Regions from separate parts of the Homo sapiens genome. Here region 1 is linked to region 2. Evidence: chromatin loops called from intact Hi-C (ENCODE). Cell type or tissue: endothelial cell of umbilical vein. All regions are shown on one strand. Links, peaks and the distances in the headings refer to the core of each region. The heading gives the core; the rest is flanking DNA.

Region 1 (11,029 bases), core at 1,221-9,220, 57 kb after region 2:
ATCTTTTTTGTATTTTGTTTGCTTTTCAATCTGATGTTGGTTTTCATCCACTTCTGATTCAATTTCCTTTAGCGCTTCTAGCCTTTTGTAGGAAATTGCTTTAAATGTTTCTATATGGGAATAAAATATATTTAAAATAACATTTATGCTCCAATTTAAAAGTAATACATTTCCATAACTTTGGAACAAACAGAAACCTTTAAAGAATAAAATTATAATTAGGCCTCTTTCACTATCCGGAGATAATCCTTGTTAGCATTTTGCCCTTTGGTCTTTTAAAGTTCATACGGAAAATATAAATCTATGTATAATATACATTTTTATTCATAGGAAATATAAAAATACATGTAATGTTACAAATTAGACTTGAGTTTATATTTACATATGTATATATTTAAAATTAAGTGAAAAAATAGGATTTTTTCACTTAATGTTATATTATTATGACGGATTAAAGATCCTTTGCCAATCCTTTTATTAAAAGAAAATCTTCAGCCAAATTAAATTTAAAGGAGTTTAATTGAGCAGTGAATGATTTGCGAAATCAGGCAGCCCCCAGAATCGCAGCAGATTCAGAAAGACTCCAGGGGTGTCTCATGGTCAGAACAAATTTATAGACAAAAAAGGTAAAGTGACGCACACAAATCAGAAGTGAGGTACAGAAACAGCTGGATTGGTTACAGCTTGGCGTCTGCCTTATTTGAACAGAGTTTGAACACTCAGCAGTGTATGACTGGTTGAAGTATGGTTGCTAGGATTGGCGCTGACTAAGGGATTGTTACAGGGCATACTCCTAAATTAGGTTTTCAATCTTGTCTACCTATTAAGTTAGGTTGCAGTTCATCCACAAGGACTCAAATATAGAAGTACCAAGTCCTTCTCAGGCCATATTTAGTTTGCTTTAACACTTCCATTGAGAAGCAATCTCTTTTCCCCTCCCTTGAAACAAGGTTGGCCCTGGGATTTAATTTGATGAATAAAACACAGCAGCCGAAGTGATGCTGTGTAATTTCTGAGACTAGGCCTTAAGAGATCAATGGCTTCTGCCTTTGCTGCTTAGAACAGTTCTTCTTGTGTTCTAGTCCCCATTCTTCCAGGGAGTGTAAGAAGCCACATGGAAAGGCTCATGGAAGATAACCCAGGTCCAGGCACATGAGGGTGGCCATTTTGGACCTTCCAGACATCCCAAAATTGTAGCCAAAATCATGCAAAACAGGAGAGTCACACAGTCAACCCATAGGACTGGGAGAAATAATAAACTGTTATAGTTTCAAGGCATTAGGTTTTGGAGTGATTTGTTATATAGCAACCTGACTGAAACAGAAATATTTTCATGCTGCTAAAATCTTTATAAACATAATTTTAATGGCTTCATAATATTGCATTAGATATACACACTATAATTTACTATTTTTCTAATGTTAGACATTTAAGGAATTCTTATTCTTTTCTATTATAAAAATGTTATAAAATAATATTTGTACATAGAAATCTGAGGATGGAATTGAGATCATTTCCTTGAGCTGGATCTCTGGAAAGGGTATTATTGCTTCAAATAATGTCAACCTTTATAGGACCATTGGTAAAGCTTTCTAAATTGCTAAGTGGCTTCTGCTATATCTCTCTTTCCTTTTTCTTTCTTTTTTGTTTTTGTATTTCCTTCAGGAACTTGTTCTACATAATTTGTGCTTTGTGCAGTAAATTGAAGTTTTCTCTGTGGGCTGGTCATGGTCTATTTTTGTAAACATCTGATTTATGGAAGCATTTTCTATATCTGGGTTACAAAGTTCAGTATTTATTAATGTAACTTTGTTATATAGTTCAATTCTTCCTTGCCCTTATTTATTTTTTATTCAATTGATTTTTCAAAGATGGATAGTAGTGTGTTAAAATATCTCATGATTGTATAACTGTCATTTCTACTTTCACTTGTTATAGTTTTTTTGCTATATATTTTGATGTCATGTTATTTTTTGCAAAAGATTCATGCCTCTGTCTCATTCATCCATTCACCATTTATCAAATGCTGGAGATAAAAAGGTAAAAAGACACAGTCACTCCTCTAGAAGAACTACAGAGTTGTGGGGAACCCCACCAAGACAAATGATGTCAGTTGAGAGGGTTGCAAGAAAGGTGAGGGGGTTAGGCAGAAACCTAAACCAGGTTGGATGGAGAGAGGAGAGCTCCTGGAGGAAGTATCACCTAGTGGAGACATTGCCTTCTTATGAGTTGCATCATTTCGTCAAAGTGATTCTCTGACTTGTTTCATTATTTCTTCTTGAATTGTACTTCATTTCACAATTTTACCACTATATTTCCATTTTTTTGTATGCTGCATATAATTGGATTTTCTTATAAAATTTAACCTGAGGGTATGACTTTTAGTAAAACAAATACTGAGCTCCTACTGTTACCGGTGGAGGGTGTCCAGGTTCCTGGCGTCTTGAACAAATAATTGGATAAAACGCACAAACAAGGCAAGGAAGGAATGAAGAAATTTATTGAAAATGAAAGTACACTCCACAGTGTGGGAGCGGGCCCGAGCATAGGGGCTCAAGGGCCCCGTAAACAGAATTTTTGGGGGTTTAAATGCCCTCTAGAGGTTTTCAATAGTTACTTGGTGCATGCCTTATGGAGAGGATATTTCCTGTCATAGCTGAAGTGTGAGTCGGCCATATGTTCCCTGCCTCCAGACCCTATTTTCCTGCCTGACTGCTATGTGCCAGGTGCCTGGCTAAGCCTGGGCATAAAGGACAACTGCTCCTCAAGGAGCTTGCAGTTCACTGCAGGAGTGGCAAATAAAGAAACTGACAAAGCACAAATGAAGCCCAAAGGAAAGGTTCCTAGTCTAGACATAGTCTTAAACCCTGAGAGATAAGTAGGAGTGATGAACTAGATGAGGCAGGCAGACAGAGATGGGTGTTGGGTAGACAGGACACAGCATGTCCTCTGGCCAAGAGCTGAGAGAGCACGTGATCTGTTTCAGAAACCACAAGTACATAGTCCCCCCTTACCCACAGGGATACATTCCAAGACCCCCAGTGGATGCCTGAAACCATGGATAATATCGAACTCTATATATACTATGCTTTTTTCCTATACATACATATTTATGATAAAGTTTAATTTATAAATTAGGCACAGTGAGAGATTAAAAACAACAGTAATGAAATAGAACAATTATAACAATATGCCAGCATTGCTACTCTTGTGCTTTGGGGCCATTATTAAGTCAAATGAGGTTTACATGAGCATGCGCACTGCAATACTGCAACGGTTGATCTGATCACTGAGTTGGCTGCTGAGTAATAAATGGGTGGGGACCTGAGGCAGCATGGAGACACCGACACAGGGATAATTCCCGTCCCAGGTGGGATGCAGTGGGATGGCATGAGAATTCATTATGCTACTCAGGACGATGTGCAATTTAAAACTTAGGAATTGTTTATTTCTGGAATTTTCCACTTAATATTTTCAGATTGTGGTTGATCGTGGGAAACTGAAGCCTGTAAAGCAAAAGTGGATTGCAGGGGACCACTATAGTTCAGCATGGGGGATCACTGGGGCTGAAAGACAACAGGAGTGAGCGGTGGGAGTTGTGAGATGGAGGTAAAAGATGGGGGCAGATCATGATGGACCCCAAAGGAGGTTTAACTTTAAGTTGGTGAGTGGCACGACTGGATTAGCTTTTGAGTGGCTCCTTTAGCGATAGTGTCTTCTGCCTAACAGCTCTGATTCCTGCTCTTCATCCTGACTAGTACTGACTACTGCTATGAGATACTATGCTAGTACAGTAGCAATTTCTACTACTGTGTAACTCAACTTACTTTTAATTTTGACTTGCCCACGGCACCTTTCAGCGCAGCTTCTCCATTTTAGTTACCGCTCCTGAGGGCCTGAATACTTCTGTAATTTCAAATTACAATGTCAGAGATCAAGAATCAGATCGATTCAGATCGTTCTCACGAGAATAGAGCTTTTTTGCTGTTGTTATCACTAGAATATCTCACGGAGCACCAGATGTTCTCGTGCATTAATGGGCTATTGCGTCCTGGCCCTCAGTTTCAAATCCCTTGTCAAATACGTTCCTGGATGCCCACTTCTGTACTCATAACTTCTTAGGAGACATAGGAGAGAGAACATTAGGGCACGTAAGAATCTCAGGGGATTTTATTGAAAACTTTTTGAAGGTTAGCAAACATTGAAACAGGTTATACCCAAACTTAAGCTCAAGTAAGGAAACTTATAAAAATTTTTACATTACCCTACCTATGTCCATGATATCTTATCTCATGTTCTTCCAATGATCCCCACTGCCAACTCCATGACCACTCACATTTCACAGTGGACAGTTATAGCCATTGGCAAAAGACATAGGGTGGGAGAACTCTGATATTTGCTTTTTCAGGGGTCTTATGTAGTATATTTTTTCATTCATCATTATATAATGATTATTTCACCAATTTAGACAGCTAAATTAACGATGTCACCAACTATTCAGAACACCCAGGACCTCTGCCATAACGTATCATCACTCCTTACATTACGTATCAAAGAGTTCAAATTGCCTATTTTTGCATATCAAACACAGTCAAATTAAGTCAATAGGGCCTCAAACCACTACAGAGGAAAAAGGCAAAGTCTAGGAAAGGGCATTATAGGCCACTGAGCTGGAAAAATAAAGAAAAATCGTTAGAGAAGTTAAAGAAGACAATAAAAGGAAAGACATCCAGTGTTCACAAATTGGAAGATTTATTATTAAGATAGTGATGAACTACAGATTCAAGGTGAACTACAGATTCAATGCAGTCTCTATTAAAATCCCATTGATAATTTTGAAGAAATAGAAAAATCCATCCTAAAGGTCATAATGGAATCTCAAAGGACCCCAAGTAGCCAAAACAATCTTGAAAAAGAAGAACAAAATTGGAGGTCTCACACTTCCTGATTTCAAAACTTACTACAAAGCTACAGTAATCAAATTAGTTTGGTACTGCCATAAAGACAGACATATAAACCAATGGAATAAAATGGAGGGCCCAAAAACAAACCCTCACATATACAGTAAATGATTTTTCAACAAGGTTGTTAAGACCATTCAGTGGGGGGAAAGACAGTCTTTCAACAAATAGTGTTATCCAGCAATTCCATTTCTGGATTGTATCCAAAAGGATAGAAAATAGGAACTTGAAGAGATTTTGGTGTACCCATGTTCATAGTGGCATTATTAACAATAGCCAAAACATGAAAGCAACTGAAGTCATCATTAATAAATGAAAGGATAAACAGAATGTGGCAAATTCATGCAACGGACTACTGTTCAGTCTTTAAAAAGGAAAGAAATTCTGACACTTGCTACATCATGGATGAAATTTTTTTGTTGATGTTGGTCAAATGGTATGTCCTTTTAATTTAAATTTAATTTAATGTAATCAATTTTTAAAAACTTTTATTTTAGAATCAGGGGGTCCATAAGAAGGTTTTTTACAAAGGTATATTGCGTGATGCCAAGGTTTGCAGTACAAATGAGTCTGTCACTCAGGTAGGGGGCACAATACCAAATAGATAGGCTTTCAACTCTTGCCCCACTTTCTCCCTCCCTCTTCTTGTACTCCCCAGTGCTTATTGTTCCTATCTTTATGTCCATGTGTACCCAATATTTAGCTCCTACTTATAAATGAGAACACATGGTATTTATTTTTCTGAGTTAGTTCACTGAGGATAATGGCTTCTAGCTGCATACAACGCGGACGAACTTTGAGGCCATCATGCTAAGTGAAATAAGCCATTCACAAAAGGGCAAACACAGCAATGATTCCACGTATATGAAGTATCTAGAGTAATCAAATCCCTAGAGACAGAAAGTAGAATGGTGGTGGCCAGGGGCTTGGAGGAGGGGGTAGGAGTTATTGTTTAACTGGTACAGAGTTTCAGTTTTGCAAGATGAAAAGAGTTCTGTGGATGAATGGTGATGATGGTCGTACAATGTGAATGTCACTGAAATTTACAGTTAAAATGGTTAAGATAGTAAATTTTAAGTTATGTATGTTGTACATACATACATTTCAAAAAAGATATTAGACTAAACTCAAGGTCTTTGAGATTTGGGATGAATTTTAGATCCATGGTTATGACAGAGAATAAGGGAAAGTGGGAAATTAAATTTTTTTCTTACCATTCTACATGGCCCACAGTAAAGATCTATAGAACATTAAACTTTTCTATGATTAAGATTAGCCCTTTGCAACAAACAGACAGTAACACGATTAAATAATGGGCGAGTCATGTGTTCTGCCAAGGACTATTCCTCATAGGATCTTAGGTAGGATATATCATCTTAGAAAAGAATGCTTTGTGTGTTTGGCACCAAGACAGGTGTGCTATGAAGAGGAAGTGTGTTTTAGGGTTGAGGGGAGAAAGGTGGAAGTTTAAAAGATGTATTTTAAGACAAATTGTGTTCAACATGGATATGTCAAACATGGCACATATTACTACGCTCACAGATGAGTGAGCATAGGAATAAGAAAAATCCATTCTCACTCTTTTTCAGTTACCGAGAGCCTCGGCGCATACATCCTTTTAGAATATTTTCTACCCTGAAAGGATATTTCTATTATTTATCTTTAATAAAAACTCTTAGTGTACATTAACTTTTAAAAAATGTAATAATATATTTGACTCTTTCTATGTTGGAAAAAATAATTCTTGAACATCACCATAATTGGTTTGTAGAATTCCACATGATAGAGGTGCACAATTTACCTAGTCAGTTCTCCATTATTGGACCTATAATTTACTTACACTTTCACAGGGAGCATGATACGATTTGCAGTTTTGAAACATCATGCCAGTAGCTTGCAGTCAAGTTTAACTCGGCCACTTCCTAGCCCAGCAACTTTGGGCAAACCACTTAACTTTCTGTCTCATTTTCCTTGTTATAAAGTAATAATAATAATGATAATTATAAATCTAATATTTATTGAAAGCTTATTATGCAGTAGGTATGGTGCCAAGTGCTTTTACATCCATTGTGTCTTTTATACATTAAACACAGGCAGTAGGTACTACTGTTATTACCATGCTAGAGATGAATGCTGACTTAGGTATCATGCCCAAGGTCATACATCTAGTAAAAGGGAGAGCCAGGACAGTACCTGCTTCAGAGTTTCCATGACGACTAAATGGGAAAATATATGCAAATGTATTTTTAAAAGTGATTTTTCCATGTAAACCCTGAGATGACTCCTGCCATTTTCATTGGGGAAATAAAATAGTGGCCGGAAGGTTTAGAGAGTTTTTTTTTTCTATTTTTAGAATAAAAACTAAATTCTGAAGCATGGTTCACATCACCAGTTTGCTTAAATACTAGGCAATCATTTCCTGTGGTTGCCAGGATTAAACACCAATACCTCACTGACAATTTCTAGTTTGACCTAATGGCTCTGACAATTCAACTCCGTCCCTCCCCATGCTATATGCCTCAGCCAGAGTGGGTTCCCTACAGTTTTCTTCTTTTAAATTTATTTTTTTTTGATGCATAATAGATGTACATAATTTTGGGATCCATGTGAGAATTTAATACATTCATATAATTTGTAAAGATCCAATCAGTGTGCTTGGGATGTCCATCACCTTAAACATTTGTCCTTTCTTTATGCTAGGACTATTTGAATTATCTTCTACTTATTACGAAATATACAATAGATGACTGTGAACTAGAATAACCCTACTGATCTCTTTAACTCTATGTCTTATTTCTTCTATCAAATCACATATTTGTATCCATTTATAAATTTCTTTTCATCTCCCTCTTCCCTACACTTTTCCGAACATATCAATTTGTCTTTCCTCATCATCTTAGCATGTTTTCCTCTGTGTCTGGAATATTCTCCACCAGTCTCTAATTATTGATATTCTTTGAAATGATCTCAAGTGCCAATGTAGCCATGAAATCCTAATATTTACAAATGAATATACATTTCCACTTCTGCTGTTCTGAATTGACGCTCACCTTACTGTGCCTTTTATTGTGAACATTCATTTCCTGGTGTGTAGGTGCTTAAAAGCCAGGATTAATGTACCAGCCATTTGGCATCTCTTTCAGAACCTGAGATTTAAAGAACTGGAAGAAAGCCAATGTGTGGGGATGTGTGTACGTGCACACATGTGGGAGTTCTGAGGGAGCGATGGATCATTTCGTTAATTTCTTTCAACAGCACCCAAACAAATTATTAGATATCTGCCTTGTGAATTTTGCCTTAGGAATGTTGTTCCTTTCAACGAGAGAAATTGAAACCAGAAAATACCAGGTCAAATAGGAATAAGGAAAGTTACTGTCACTTAGATGTAATTAAAATCTAGCCTAACAGTGAGAGGAGGTTCCAGCTGGGCTTCCTGGGTTGATTAGGGGCTCAGAAAGCTGTGAAACTCACTCCTTTCCTGCATCAGGACTTACTTTGGTCCTGGATGAATAATATTAAAGATATGTGCTTAAAATAATATTCCTAACATCAAAACTTGGGCATGTGTTTTCTTCCCCCAAGAAAGCTATAAACAGCGAAACTTTTGCTGTAAGCTTCCCTGTGTCCTCGCTCCCTCTCTCCCTTGCCCCTTCCCTGAAACTAAAAGGAATGTTAAAAGCCCATTTTCCTGCGATCAGCAGACCTTATCTATGTCCCAATTCCAATTCCTTGTCAACACAATCTGTAAAGTCCTGTGAGATCCTGTCTCCTTTGCCATGCCGCTGCAAGGTCATAAAGCAGGTAAAAGTTAAGTTACCATGCCGGTTTTCCTCAAGATCTAAGACATCTTAATCGTCTTTGTTTCTTGCTCTGGTAACATCTTCCCACCTCGGGTATTTCCCGCCTTAAAGAGTTTAAAAGGTGATCAAAAGATCTAACACTGGCTACCCGCGGGGGACCCTTCCGCGCTGTGGAAGCTTCCTACCGTCACTCTGCTCAGTGAAGCCCACAGCCTTTTTCTCTCGGTCCGATCCGTGTCTCTGTCACCGCGGGCTGCCCTCACACCCAATCTTTGGCGTCGCTAAAGCAGGAACCTCCGGCGTGACGGGGGCACATACCACCCAGCCCGGCCTGGCCAGGCAATCGGACTCGATCTTCAGATGATCTTACAATTGGTCACAAATAGGGGTCCTGCGAGGAGAGAAAGCTTTGTCAAGCTGACGTCTCAATCCTGTTTTGAATGAATAGGCACAGGACGGACTCATTACGTCAGCACTGTGTAGGGCCGCAAGCTTCCTGCTCACCTACAGAGAATACATACTGCTGCCTTCCTCTTTGGCTTGCAATTTTACTCAAGGACACACACACACACACACACACACACACACACTCCCACACGCTGGCCTTTCTTTGACCTACTTGTCTCAGAAACCCCTTCTTCAGGAAAAAGTTTTTTCTGACTTTTGAAAATGTAGCCTAAGTAAGGGATGAGCAAGGCTTAGGCTTCTGCCAAAATGGCGGCTGTGGAGAGAAGTGGCCGGATATGGAAGGCTCCCCCTCTCCAGCGCTAGTCTCCAGCCGCCATCTTATTCAGGCCCTCGTTGGTTTCTCACCCAGATGACTGCAACAGCTTTCTCATTCGTCTCCTGTCTGATGCCTCCCTTTCCAACCAACCTGCACATGGCTACCAGACAGATATTTCTAAAATTCAAGCCTGAACGTAACACTCCGCTTTTGAAGTGGTCCAATAACGTTCCACTACTTTCAAAATAAAGTTCGTAATAAGTTTAGCATGCAAGCTTCTCCATTATCCAGCCCCTAGTTCTGGCTCCTGCATCATCTTTAGATATACGGAACCTCTAGCAGCGCTGGGATAGGGTCATGCCTTATGACGCTCTATGGCTTCCCGCATGTTCTTCCCTCTGCTCAGAATGACTTCCCACCACCTGTTTTCCTAATTAATGTGTACTCTACCATCACATCTCTGCTCAATATCACCTCCCTTGAAAGGAATCCTGGTGCTCCTAATCTGATTTACATACCCCTGGCTACCCAAGCAAGAGCTAAGATAATTACCTGACCCTTGTGCCTATCCCAATTCATTGTGAAATTCTTGAAGTCAGGGAGTATCTTGTTCCAATTTTGTACTGAATGAATTGCTAAGGTTCAATCATCAATGGAGATGTAGTTGATACTTATCAACTACAATATGTTAAATACAATTAAAATTTTATTATTCAGCATTAATTGATTATATGAAATAGATCTTGTAGTTTTTTAAATGTACAGCTTTGTTGTAAATAATTTACAGTTATTTTAAAAGTGTTAGCTGCTGTCTGGCTTGGTGATTCCCTGACTGCTCAATCCATTGTCCCTTTGTTGTAGACGTTGCTCCTTTGTTGACTGAGGCATTTTCCAGCCATCTGTTGGCACAAATGTTGGGCATCTTGGAAACAGGAGCTAATAATATAAAAACACAAGATAAATGATCACACTGAGAAATCACCGTATTTGCCTCCTATGCTGCTGTAAAATTAGTACCACCTGGGGAACTAAAGTGTTGCAAGTGAATCTTAAGCTCCATGAGCAAGTGATAATTTAGTAAGGGCTGTTTTCAAAAGAAAACACTTTGACAATAGAAAGTTTCTGTTGTCATTTAGGGTTATAGCCATTACAGGTAATTTTAAATATTCTCTACTGTTCATTTTTAATTAAGTAATTTGCACAAATTTGGAGAAAAATCTGACTAGCCTGATTAGATTCTTAGGATTACCAGTAGGGTTGTGAGAAGATGATTTCTGAATTGTGACTTTTGTTTTTAGTAAAAAAAAAAAAAAAGTGAGATCCCTGCTTATAGTTATTTTAACCAGTGTTGCAATGAGTGGCATGTAAATGATTTATTTTAAATAATTGATGGAAGAGCCAAGGAAATAAAAAAGGGTGGACCATTGGGGCAATATAAACTGAAAATAGTGAAACTTTGATATAGTAGAATCCCTCCATTTTGCCAGATAGATACACTTACTGAATTTTCATGTAAAATAAGTAAGAAATATTTTAATTTTAAT
Region 2 (11,029 bases), core at 987-8,986:
TTGCAGTGAGCCGAGATCATGCCAGTGCACTCCAGCCTGGGCAACAAAGCGAAATTGTTTAAAAAAAGAAATCTAACTAGAACTGTCACTGAGCTCATCTACCCAGGTAACTCATTGTCCAGTGGTAACACTAATTACATTACACAACACCTTCCATGACTCCTCATCACTGATGGGATAAAACACAAAGCCCATCATGGACCAAACAAGACTTCATCTTCTGTCTACCCTACCTCATATTTCAAGCATTAGGTGGGCACATGGCTTCTGCTTCTTTGCACACACCATGCTGTTTATTGAGTCCTTTGTTCAGTTTATGCTTTTCCTTCAGGAATATCTTTTGTCCCCATTTACTCACAACTATTGATGCAAAAGCTTGACTCAAGCATCATCTTTTCTTCCTACCTCCCTCAGGTCTTCTGCTCTCTTCTCCACTGGTTGGGCGAGGTGACTCTGAGTTCCCATTGGACTCAATGCAAATCACTAAAAAGTACATTTATTTGTCTGTCCCTTCCAGTAGGCCGCAAGTTCCTATATTAATTATTAATCTTTGGGTTTCCCATTTTCTAGCTCAGTGATTGATATGTAGCAGCTGAAATAAATAACTGTTTATTTAATTAAATAGTATTATTCAAAAAATAGCTAACAATCTTAAAGGCTCAGTAGAATTTATTATGAAAGAACACAAATTCAAATCCTATTTTCAAGTCTAATGAGAGTGATAACTTGGATGTGGCTTCATTTCCATTCATGTGGGGTTACTACAAAATTGGCAAAGAAGCTTTGCAAAAAAAAGCAAGACATAAGGAATCAGGTAAATGAATGGGTACAGGTCCTCAGCTTCCCCTCAGCTCTTGTGTTCAAACAGCAGTCAACCTGGAGAGTGGGGAGCCAATGGGCTCCTTGTATTTGATAGCAGGAGGCTGGGGGTGAGGCCACATAAGCGCACAAGGGTCCATGCACCACCACAAATGGCAATTCTTGCTTTGCCATGAACACTCACTTTGGGGTTATATTTGTCAATGTGTCATCAGGCCAATAAGTGGCCTGGCCAAGGCCCAACCATCAACGTATCTTTTCAGGTGGTAGCAGAATGTGGCTTCAGTTTGTCATCAAATTCCAGACCAAATAACATCAGAAAAGCAGTAATTACGTCTAAAGTCTTCTGTGGGTATGAGTCTCCTGCAAACCACATGTCTACTTTCTAAAGATTTTCAGTAACACTATCCATGAGATTTACCATGTATGTATAATTTACCTGGGTCATGTTCAAGTTACAATAATCTAGAATTAAAATTACCTCCTAGATTCCAGCAATTAAGAGAACATCATATGTGAAGATGAGATCCCAATAATAAAAGTTCAGATTGAGGTTACAAAGAATTTATTTCCATGCTTTGTTAATAAAAACCTTAGAAACACGAAGAAGGGTCAATAGATGCAATTTTCCCCATGCCACGAGAGAGAGAATGTTTTGCATCTTAGTAAATGGTCTTAGGCATTTTTCCCCCCAAAAGTCATGCGTGTGTGTTGGGAAAGAAAAGTGGAGACCTCTGGTTAAAATCTGTGCTTTCTGAATATATAAATCATTATTCCAGGGATTCTTAAAATACACAGGAGTGCATAGTCTAGATGATGCAGTGTTATCCATACTGTCGCTTGGAATTATATAGGCTTTTCCTGTTTTCAGGCACCTACTTCAGGTCTTGCCATTCACTATACCATTAGTGATTTGAGTTTGGACTTCTGGAAGGTTATCAAGGTTGAAAAAAGTTAGCTGGAGAATTAGTCTATAGGGTTTAATGTGTGTTTAAAAATCTATGTCATAGTGGGTTGGATTTTCAAATCTTTCCCCCTCTCATCCTACCAGTTTTATTCCCTGTTCTTCCCCAACCAGCACCCTCTGCTCTGCCCACTGCTTTGGATTGTGTCCCCATTGTCTTGAGACCTTGTTGGGTTCATTTTTTTCTGGGTTCCTTTGCGCATGCTCTTTTATTGTAACTGGGCTGTCCTTTGCCTTCCTGCTTTATACATTTAAGATCTGGGCATTCTTCAGGTTGCAGCTCACTCACTACTTCTATTAATCTCCTTCAACTTCTCAAACAGGCATTCTCAAATATTCAAACTATTATGACAGTTGTCTGTTTTGCTTATTTTTATTTTCTGTAGTTATATTATTAACTGTTTCAGGGAAATGTTTTGGCCTTAGCAAATCTCCATAGTAACTTCCATCCTTGATATTCTGATGCTAGATTGTCTCCTTAACTAGACAGTGAGCTCTATAAAGGATGAGATTCATTTCTTTTGGAACCACTTATAATGTGTAGAACATTGCAATGTTCTATTAGGCACATAGGTGCCTAATAAGGATAGTATGAGTTGCAGAAAAAAATAGAAGTTTAAAAAATCTAAAAAGACATGTATTTTTCATGGTGAAGACATAGGTGCTCAGGATGTATACAAACCATTTGTGCTGAATTAATAAAGCTGACTTTGCTATTTAAACTTTTTCTAATCTACTTACACTTTCACACACTTAGTAAGAGAGAATGACTTAGTAGAGTCACAAATTGAATTCTCATCAGCAGCCCATATGGGGCACCTGAATTTTAAAAGCTACAGCTTATGTTAAATCATAGAATCTTGAGACCAAAAATCCTAGATAGACTAGCTGTCATTCTATATTTGACTTTGCTTATTTTCTCTTCTGAGGGAATTTTTGACTTTGCTTATTTTCTCTTCTGAGGGAATTTACCTAGGAAAGAATAAAAACATCACAAAGGAACAAGGGGAAGACATGATAAAGAGGGCGCACCACCTGTCTTAGAAAATGAAACAGGTCAGTGTTAATTTTCACCATTGGAAAGTGACTGACATTTCTGACATGATTGATGGTAGCAGTCAATGGGGTTATCAGTTCCTCCTCTAAACCATAGCCTTGGTTGAGCCCACTGCCCCCAGGTAAGCTGAGATTTCTTCTTAGAGAAATATAGCCATGGCATTAGTACAGACTTAGGGCTTAAAATTGAACAACGTGGATCATTCCAAGAACCACCAGGCCACATGTTAGCTTTTATGAGGTGTATATAATATGCATATAATCTTTCAATGAAAAACTTAATTTCATGAATTTGCTTTTTTAGTCACAGATTCAGCTTTCCTCAGTTGCTCCTTGTCTGGGTTTTCCTAACATTTTTATCTTTCTTCATTGCCATCCTGTTTGTGTCGATTCATCTGGTGCCTGTGCAGTCTTGGGGCTCACCCTCCCTCCGAGCTCCTGAGCTATGAGATCTGCTTCAGCCCCTACCCTACAGGCCACCTCTGAACAGGGCCACCAGCTGCATGCCACATCTGCCTGCCCATGGACTGCCCAAGGGCTTGCACCTGGTGCAAGATGATGGTCAGGGGAATTCACTCTCCACAGCGTCAATGTTAACCAGTGGGAAATAGGAGGAGGCCAGATAGAAAAATATCCTCTTTTTCCATGGGCTTTTTTTTTCCCCTAGGCAAAGAGTCTCTGTGCAGAGTGTGTCTGGACGCATCTGAGTAGCTGAGCAAATGCCCTGAAAGTGATCGGCTGTGTCTCTTTGGAGTTCCTTATGAAGCAGTTGCTAGCGCAGTAGTGCATCACTTTGCATTGCTTCTCATCCCTCCAGCTTTACTTACAGTTTTCCTTCCCCTTGTTTCCCTGGGATTGTATGTCCCAAATAAATCTTCAGAGCTTCATCCTGCCTCAGGCGGTTTTTCCAGGAAAACTCTGCCAAGATGATATAATAATGACTTGTTTATATGCTTTTCGCTTCTGGGAGACTGTAAACCCCTTGAAAGCAGAAGCTATGTCATATATTTTTGTTTTACTTCCTCAGTGCCTGACACAAAATAGGCCAAAAGTCCATTACCTATGACAGACTTCTATACGAAAATGTAGAAAATCATAGAATGAAATTGTTGTTTGTAAAATGGATACTTTCAAATATGATTATTATATGTCTTTAATTGTATTGGCTAATATCTAAAGATCATCCCATATATAGTAAATATAATGTGGTATTTGAATCATGAAGAAAGTACAAAAAAGATAGTTTTACTAAGCAGAGTTAAAAGCCCCAGAAGTATTTTTACCATTTTGTTATCACTAACAGTAAAATAATTCTTACGAAGAACTAACCTTTTTGAAAAATAGAAAAAAGAAAAAAATCCCAGAAAATTCAAATTCTGTGCAGTATATTTAAACATCTTAGGAGCTGGCCACCTCTGAAAGCTAAAGGACAAATAAATATCAAGTAATAAGCATTAAAGAACTTTGACAGGAAATAAAGGCAGAAAGCCCATTACTTTCATAAAAAGAGAAGCCTCAATAAAGCCAGACTGGGAATAAAGCAAATCTCATCACCCTCTGTTGAATTTGCAATAAACCACAGATGCCAAACATTCATCTCATTTAACTCAGTCGGTGCTTAGCTCGAATAGAGTACTTTAAGCCTTTCCCAAATTGGATTAATGATGGTGAAAGAAATCCTGCAATTAAACATAGGAGGATGGTGGGACGATTGTAAGCCCAGGGTAATTTATGGTTGAGAATATATTTTGATCATGAATGCTTCATGTCTGGGCTGTAAGATCTACTGTGAGCCCTACATGATGCATTCAAGTTTGGGCATGGATTAAACAACGTAAATGTTTTAGGAATTTACACCTTGATCCAACACTGTCTACCCTTTTATCCTTTATTTCCAGTTTTGTTTCCCTTTTATCCTTTATTTCCAGTTTTGTTTCAAAGTATTTGTTTGTATGTGTTGAAGGAGGGTTGCAGACCAATAGTCAATAGTGACACTGCACTTAGCGAAAAAAATAGCCCTTCCAGAATGTACATGGAAAATGTTTTAAATTTTAGAGTTCTAAGTTTAAACCTTTTAGGAAACCAGATCTTTTAAATAAAAATGGAGGTAAAAGAGATCCAGATGGGAAACAAGAGAAAAGAAAAGATACCAATTTTTATCTAACCAGAGCTTCATATGTATTACCTCATTTGAGTTTGGTAAGAATCTATCTTCTGGAGGGGATATGATTACTCCTGGGCAATTTCCTGGAGGAAATTGAGGCTCATGCAGTTTCACAGAAGCTGTCCTATTGCCTATGTCATGGCCTTGGTTGTTGGCAAAATTTATGATTTTTGTGGTTTCTTATTAAATGTCCTATTCTCATCCATAAGATAGTGGTGACTTTGCCAGTCTTTTACTTTCTACCATTGGATTTTGGTTTTAGTGTAAACTGGTGTGGCTTGGAGTATTGGCAGAAAAGAGCAGGAAGTAGGACTTGGATAATGTATTAGTCAGGGTTCTCCAGAGAAACAGAACAAAATGAATCATCACAGATATTGTAATCTCTGCCATCTCTGGAGGTTGGTTAGTAGACCATCAATATCTTCAGTATGATTCTGAGTTTAGTGAAAAAGCCAGTTACAGCCAAAGATGAGGATGATGCTTGAAGTCTTGCTTTCGAATTCTTCCTTTTGTTATTGCTTTGCTTCTAGATTTGGTACCAATCTTCAGGTAATTTAAATTTTTGATACGGTGTGATGGAAAAGCCACAGAGATAGGTTGCCTGGAAAATCTATCCAATTATTCTGCTTTCTGAATGCTTATCTTGTAAATGTATGTTACTGCAATATTCTCTACCAAAGGAATGTCGTCCATTCACCACTGACGAGTCAAGTGCTTTGTTTTCTAGGGTGGGACAGGTCTCATATATTGGAAATGGTTTATGTCTTGTAATATTTCACAAGGAAACAAACACTGAAATGTTATTCTTAAAAGTGTGTGTTGTGTGGTTGTAAACATCTTTGACATGGGGTCAAAAATCGAAGTAATCTTTTTTTCCCTTTTAACATATACTTTTTACTCTTTTCATTTCTTTCTGTAGTAACTGCAAATATCATCATGCAGAAATTTCACTTCTTCAGTTTCTTGAGCTATAGGTCACATTGCTTTTTTACTGGAATCTCTACCTGGCTCAGTAACCAAGGCAACAAATCCCTGGTTAATGACTCACTAGAAATTCACTGTGGAGGTGGCTTATTAGTTTTTTCCCCAAGAACTGGAATAAAAAGCTTGCTTGTGATTTTTTTCATCTATTTTCCTTTCTGTCTTACTTGCAATCCAGACAACCTAAAGTACACTTAATTAAAATCAATAGGCAAAAACATCCAGCACTTTAAAATACTATTTTGGGACTCACCGCATATGTATATGTAAACATAAAATATTAATAAGCTTAAGAATATTTTATTTCATGACTCCACGTCTTTCAATTTGCATGTGGATGAAAAATAAAAATAATTTTAAGACTGTGGTTTTAGGTTTAAGCAGCATCTTAGTCTTCTGAAAAATTGTTTGGAGAAGGCATCTTTTAGAAGGTACTAAACAAGTCTTAAGGGAAAGAAGAGAGAACAAGTAGAAATCTGACAGAAGTTTGAATGAAAAAGAAGTCAACTTTATGAAAAAGAGTAAATGTGAGAAGAAATTGATGAGAGGCAAAAAAACAAAAAATCCTTGGCATTGCCTAAAAATATTCTATAGTATGCAAAGATACGGTTTTAAAGATGAATAAACTCAGTTATATTTCTGGGAAAAGTATTTTCTACCAAAACATTTAAAGGGAAGCAAGAGGAAGAGGAAATGATAGAATGACATTTAACATATTTCTCAAGTGTTTACAATAGAGAAAAAGGCAGTAACACTGGTGAACGTGTTTACCTGGCTTGAAAGTGTTGAAAGGAATGGACCTCTTAAGAAAGGTGTCTAGGATCAGGGGAGACATTAACAGCAGGCTGTAACATGTTCCCCTCTGTGTGGGAGCTTTTAGTGCCATGTTAAATGAAGTAAATATAACTAAAATTACGAGTCAAGAAGTATTACCTCAGGGCCGGGCGCGGTGGCTCATGCCTGTAATTCCAGCACTTTGGGAGGCTGAGGTGGGGGGATCACATGAGGTCAGAAGTTTGAGACCAGCCTGGCCAACATGGCTACTAAAATACAAAAATTAGCCAGGTGTGGCGGTGTGCACCTGTAATCCCAGCTACTTGGGAGGCTGAGGCAGGAGAATCGCTTGAACCCAGGAGGCGGAGGTTCCAGTGAGCCGAGATCGTGCCATTGCACTCCAGCCTGGGTGACAAGAGTGAAACTCCATCTCAAAAAAAAGAACCGTTACCTCAAGGAAGTATTTTAGAATCCCTATTAAGAATTGAAGACAATGCCACTGCACTCCAGCCTGGGTGACAGAGTAAGACTTCTTATCAAAAAAAGAAAAAAAAAGAATTGAAGACAATACAACAAATTAATATTTATGAATTAACAAAAGGTTTTTATTTATGGCATTATAGTTGTTCATAATGTCAAAAAACAGATAATGAAAAAAATCACATAATTTTATTATATTGAGAGCTTGAGAAGAACACACTGAAAGTCAGTGGAAGTCTAGATACACTATTGGTATATTTATACATTTTATATTACATTGCTTTGAAAATTGTTTCTGGAAGAACAAACAAAGATTCTGTTTGATAGTCCCATAGGTGTTTGCCACTAGGAAACATCACGGCAGCATAATACGGAAGCCTCAGACGAATACTGCTATTGGGCATCTAAAAGTCACAAGGGGATGCGATACTACAAGTGGCTATGGACTGGTCTTTTCCCTCCTTGTTCTTGTTCTCTGACCACAGTTTTTCCTGGAAGCCACTCTGTCTTCCCTCTTAGCCTGCAAGTTTTGAGTCTGGAGCCCTGGGCTCCAGAGCTGGAGGCTTTCCCCAAGCTAAGCTATCAGCACCTGCCAACCTGGCCAGTCTCAACCAAGAGGACTTAGCCAAAGACTTTTTTTGAGCTTTTGTTGGCCTCTCCTTCCGGCACTGGACTGTGTGTGGTGGATCTGGGAATCCCAAGTTGCAAGAATCACTGCAGGGAGCCTGAGAATGAAGTCAACTCAAAGAAAGTGAAGAAAAGAGGGGATATCACCTGAGTCCTGAAGAAAGCTGTATCTGAAGTCACGACATCGTGTGGACTTTTACATGAGTAGAAAATACTTTTTTGTTTAAACTAGTTGGAGATGTTCTTCCCCCATTTGCAATAAAAAGATTTCTAACAGAGACAGAACTCTTTAACCACAGGTGCAGAGCTTCCTGAGGAGAGCCATTAGGGGTTGGGTAATTCTGTAATGAAGGCAAGTGTGGCTTCTGTAGATGATTTTTTAATTTTTTTTTTGGTTAATGATTGGGATATCAGAAAAGGCTTTAAAGGTATATACCATGTCTTCAAGAAGCCTGTATCTGAGTTAAGGAAAAAAGAATAATAGCAAGAAAATGAAAAAGCAATTAGGCACTATGCTCTGCTGTTCTGATTTAGTAAATGCACAAAGAATATTCACGGGGGTGGAGAGAGTGATTATTCACGAGAAGGCTTGGAGAAGGAGACAGGCAACATAGCAAATAATCAGAATACCTGGTTTAAATGCCTACATTATGCATGGGCCAAAAATTATTAGGGCAGATAGATTGTAAATTTTAAAATTTATTATAGTTTATTCCATTAGGATTAGCTATATTGGTTAATATTTTAGTAGAGAATAAATCATTAGTTCATTTAATGGCATGTAAACATATCAGAATTGTTTCAGTTTTTGGAACGTAATTTGAGAACTGGGATATCAAACTGAGAAAATATTTTAAATGCTTTTGTAGCAAATGTGATTGATATTCTTCACTGATAATGTGATTCTCCTTAAAAGAACAAACATTGTGGTTTTTGCCATTTGCAAGTGGTTCTGTGCTTTACAGATTTTTTTTTTTTTTGCCTTTTGAGCACCTATAGCAGATTTGCTGTTATAAGAAATATTTATTTTTCAACTACTTTGTTCCTCTTGCTGAAAGTTAACATTGGAATAAATTTGAAGGTCAGTCAGAAATTATAAATTCTGATCTTTTCATGCATGAGCAGAGGTCAAATACTTCTTTATTTTAAACTGAATAGGCAAGGCATAGAAACTTTGGTGGGTGGTGGCCAGGTGAGGTGGCTCACGCCTGTAATCCCAGCACTTTGGGAGGCCAAGGTGGGTGGATCACCTGAGGTCAGGAGTTCAAGACCAGCCTGGCCAACATGGTGAAACCCCATCTCTGCTTTAAATACAAATAATTAGCCAGGCGTGGTGGCGGGCGCCTATAATCCCTGCTACGTGCGAGGCTGAGGCAGCAGAATCACTTGAACCAGGGAGGCGAAGGTTGCAGTGAGCCAAAATCATGCCACCGCACTCCAGCCTGGGCAACAAGAGTGAAACTCGGTCTCAAAAAAAAAAAAAAAAAGAAAATCTGGCGGGTGGCAAAAGGCAGTCAGCGAGTTAATTGGGAATTAATAGAGAGTCTTCTTACTGAAATACCAAAAGTATAAAGGACCTTAACACTGTTACTAACTTCCAGTAAAACATGAGTGGATGTCTTTTTTAGGGATGATAATAAAAAAATAAGTGAAACATACACTGAGAGACTATTGGAGACTCTGGAGAAGTATAACTACAGAGTTTAAGTCTGAAGGCTGACTCTGGTATGAAAACGGATGCAATGAATTCATAAATTAAAAGAACAGATTCTGTCTTTAATGGCAGCAAAAAAAGAATAGAAAAGAGGTAAAAAATACAGTGAGCAGAGTAGCATTTGTGTCAGAAATGTTCATTTATTGTGTGTTTGTCTTATTCATTTCTCTTGTAAAAAAGAATCAGAATATCTCGGTTATATTGAGTTCTTTTGAACAGAGCAGGTAACTCTGTGAGTCAAGTCCCTGTTTAAACTTACATTTAAGTTAAATGGAAATATGACAGTGTAGGAAGATTCCCTGGGCAGGATATTAAAGTATTTTTTACAGCTGTCAATAAAAGTACCTAAATGGTGAAATAAATTCTTTCCCATGAAATAACTGATTTGCAGAAAATAAAAACAAAGTTGATATCATCCTGCTGGTTGCGTTATTAAGCACCAAGAAGTGGCTCTTTTAGTTGAGATATGTCATACATAAAGAACAAAACTAACGGACTATCAAAGTAGCTCAGTCACAGGGCATCTTATGTCTCTGGGAACTTTACCAGGAAGTTTCAAAACCCTGAAGTGAAAATAAACAAGCCATCAAAGTTCTGTAAATCAGCCCAGCAACTCACAGTCTAAGAAAACAGAAGTTTGGACTAGGCTAGAGGCCAGGCTGGCCTTTTTTTCTGGCAATTCATGCCATTACCCATTACTGATGACTGAACCTATATGGTTATACACAATGGGTAATAAATGTTGTTATAAAAATAACAAGAGAATCTCTTCATGGGTTTAGGAGTTAAATACCTTTCAAAGATACTGTACTTTAAGGTAACTTGAAACTCCTGACTGTGAAAGAGTTTTGATCAGGGGTAATAAAAATACTATGTAGTGTAGTAATTACTTATGTAAAGTACTCATTTCTTTGTATACCTGCAGTCTGTTTTTATCTTTGGTGGGCCTGCTACACAGCCTCCTTGCATCTATTGCTGTTCTCCTCCAATGCATTGTTGCTGTTGCCATCTGGATGATATTTACAAAATGATCTGCTGTGGTCCCTTCTCCCTTCCCAATACCCGCTTCCAAGACCTCCATGCGAATGCACCTCATGGAATCCCGGCTACCGGGTGCTGCCCAGAATCGACTTAGGGCCCCTGCTGCGGTGCTCGCAAATCCTTTACCGCTTTTTCACTGAGGCTGAAATTCCCACGAGCTGCTGCTGCCAATGATGAGTGTGGCAGTCGGTACTAAGACTCTCCCGATGGGTGGCTTCGGCTCAAGGACGCCCTGATGGCCTTGCCAAGCCTGTCTTAGACTGCACGGCAGGGCAGTCTAGTGCTTCCGCCCAGGCTGGCCAACCTTCCCGGTGTGCCCCAACTGTCCCACCTTCAATCTTGTCACAGAAGCCCCTCAGTCCCAGGCAATCCTACTTCTACCCAACCTTCCTTCCCTCTCTCCTTCATG

What was found. Hi-C counts contacts between places; a loop is a spot of excess contacts. Peaks named below come from ENCODE experiments on the same cell type or tissue, not always from the same donor. Only the 100,000 strongest peaks of a DNase experiment are listed, where the experiment ranks them.
Region 1: a loop joins it to region 2, with 4 times the contacts of the local background. A loop is called at or near these places in 2 of 110 quality-filtered maps.

The regions. Positions count from the first base shown.
Region 1 is chr18:2,349,347-2,360,375 of GRCh38, reverse strand. LOC105371961 (a long non-coding RNA gene) reads right to left here and starts at 9,796. Exons shown (of 4, transcript XR_935097.4): 1 at 9,575-9,796; 2 at 8,947-9,152. RefSeq lists an enhancer at 8,592-9,791. In endothelial cell of umbilical vein, for the core only: no CTCF peak of the experiment used is centred there; no DNase peak of the experiment used is centred there.
Region 2 is chr18:2,405,893-2,416,921 of GRCh38, reverse strand. No RefSeq gene overlaps it. Among named protein-coding and RNA genes, the nearest start is that of METTL4, 160 kb to the left of the region's middle. RefSeq lists a silencer at 3,626-3,826. In endothelial cell of umbilical vein, for the core only: no CTCF peak of the experiment used is centred there; a DNase peak (open chromatin) is centred at 5,301.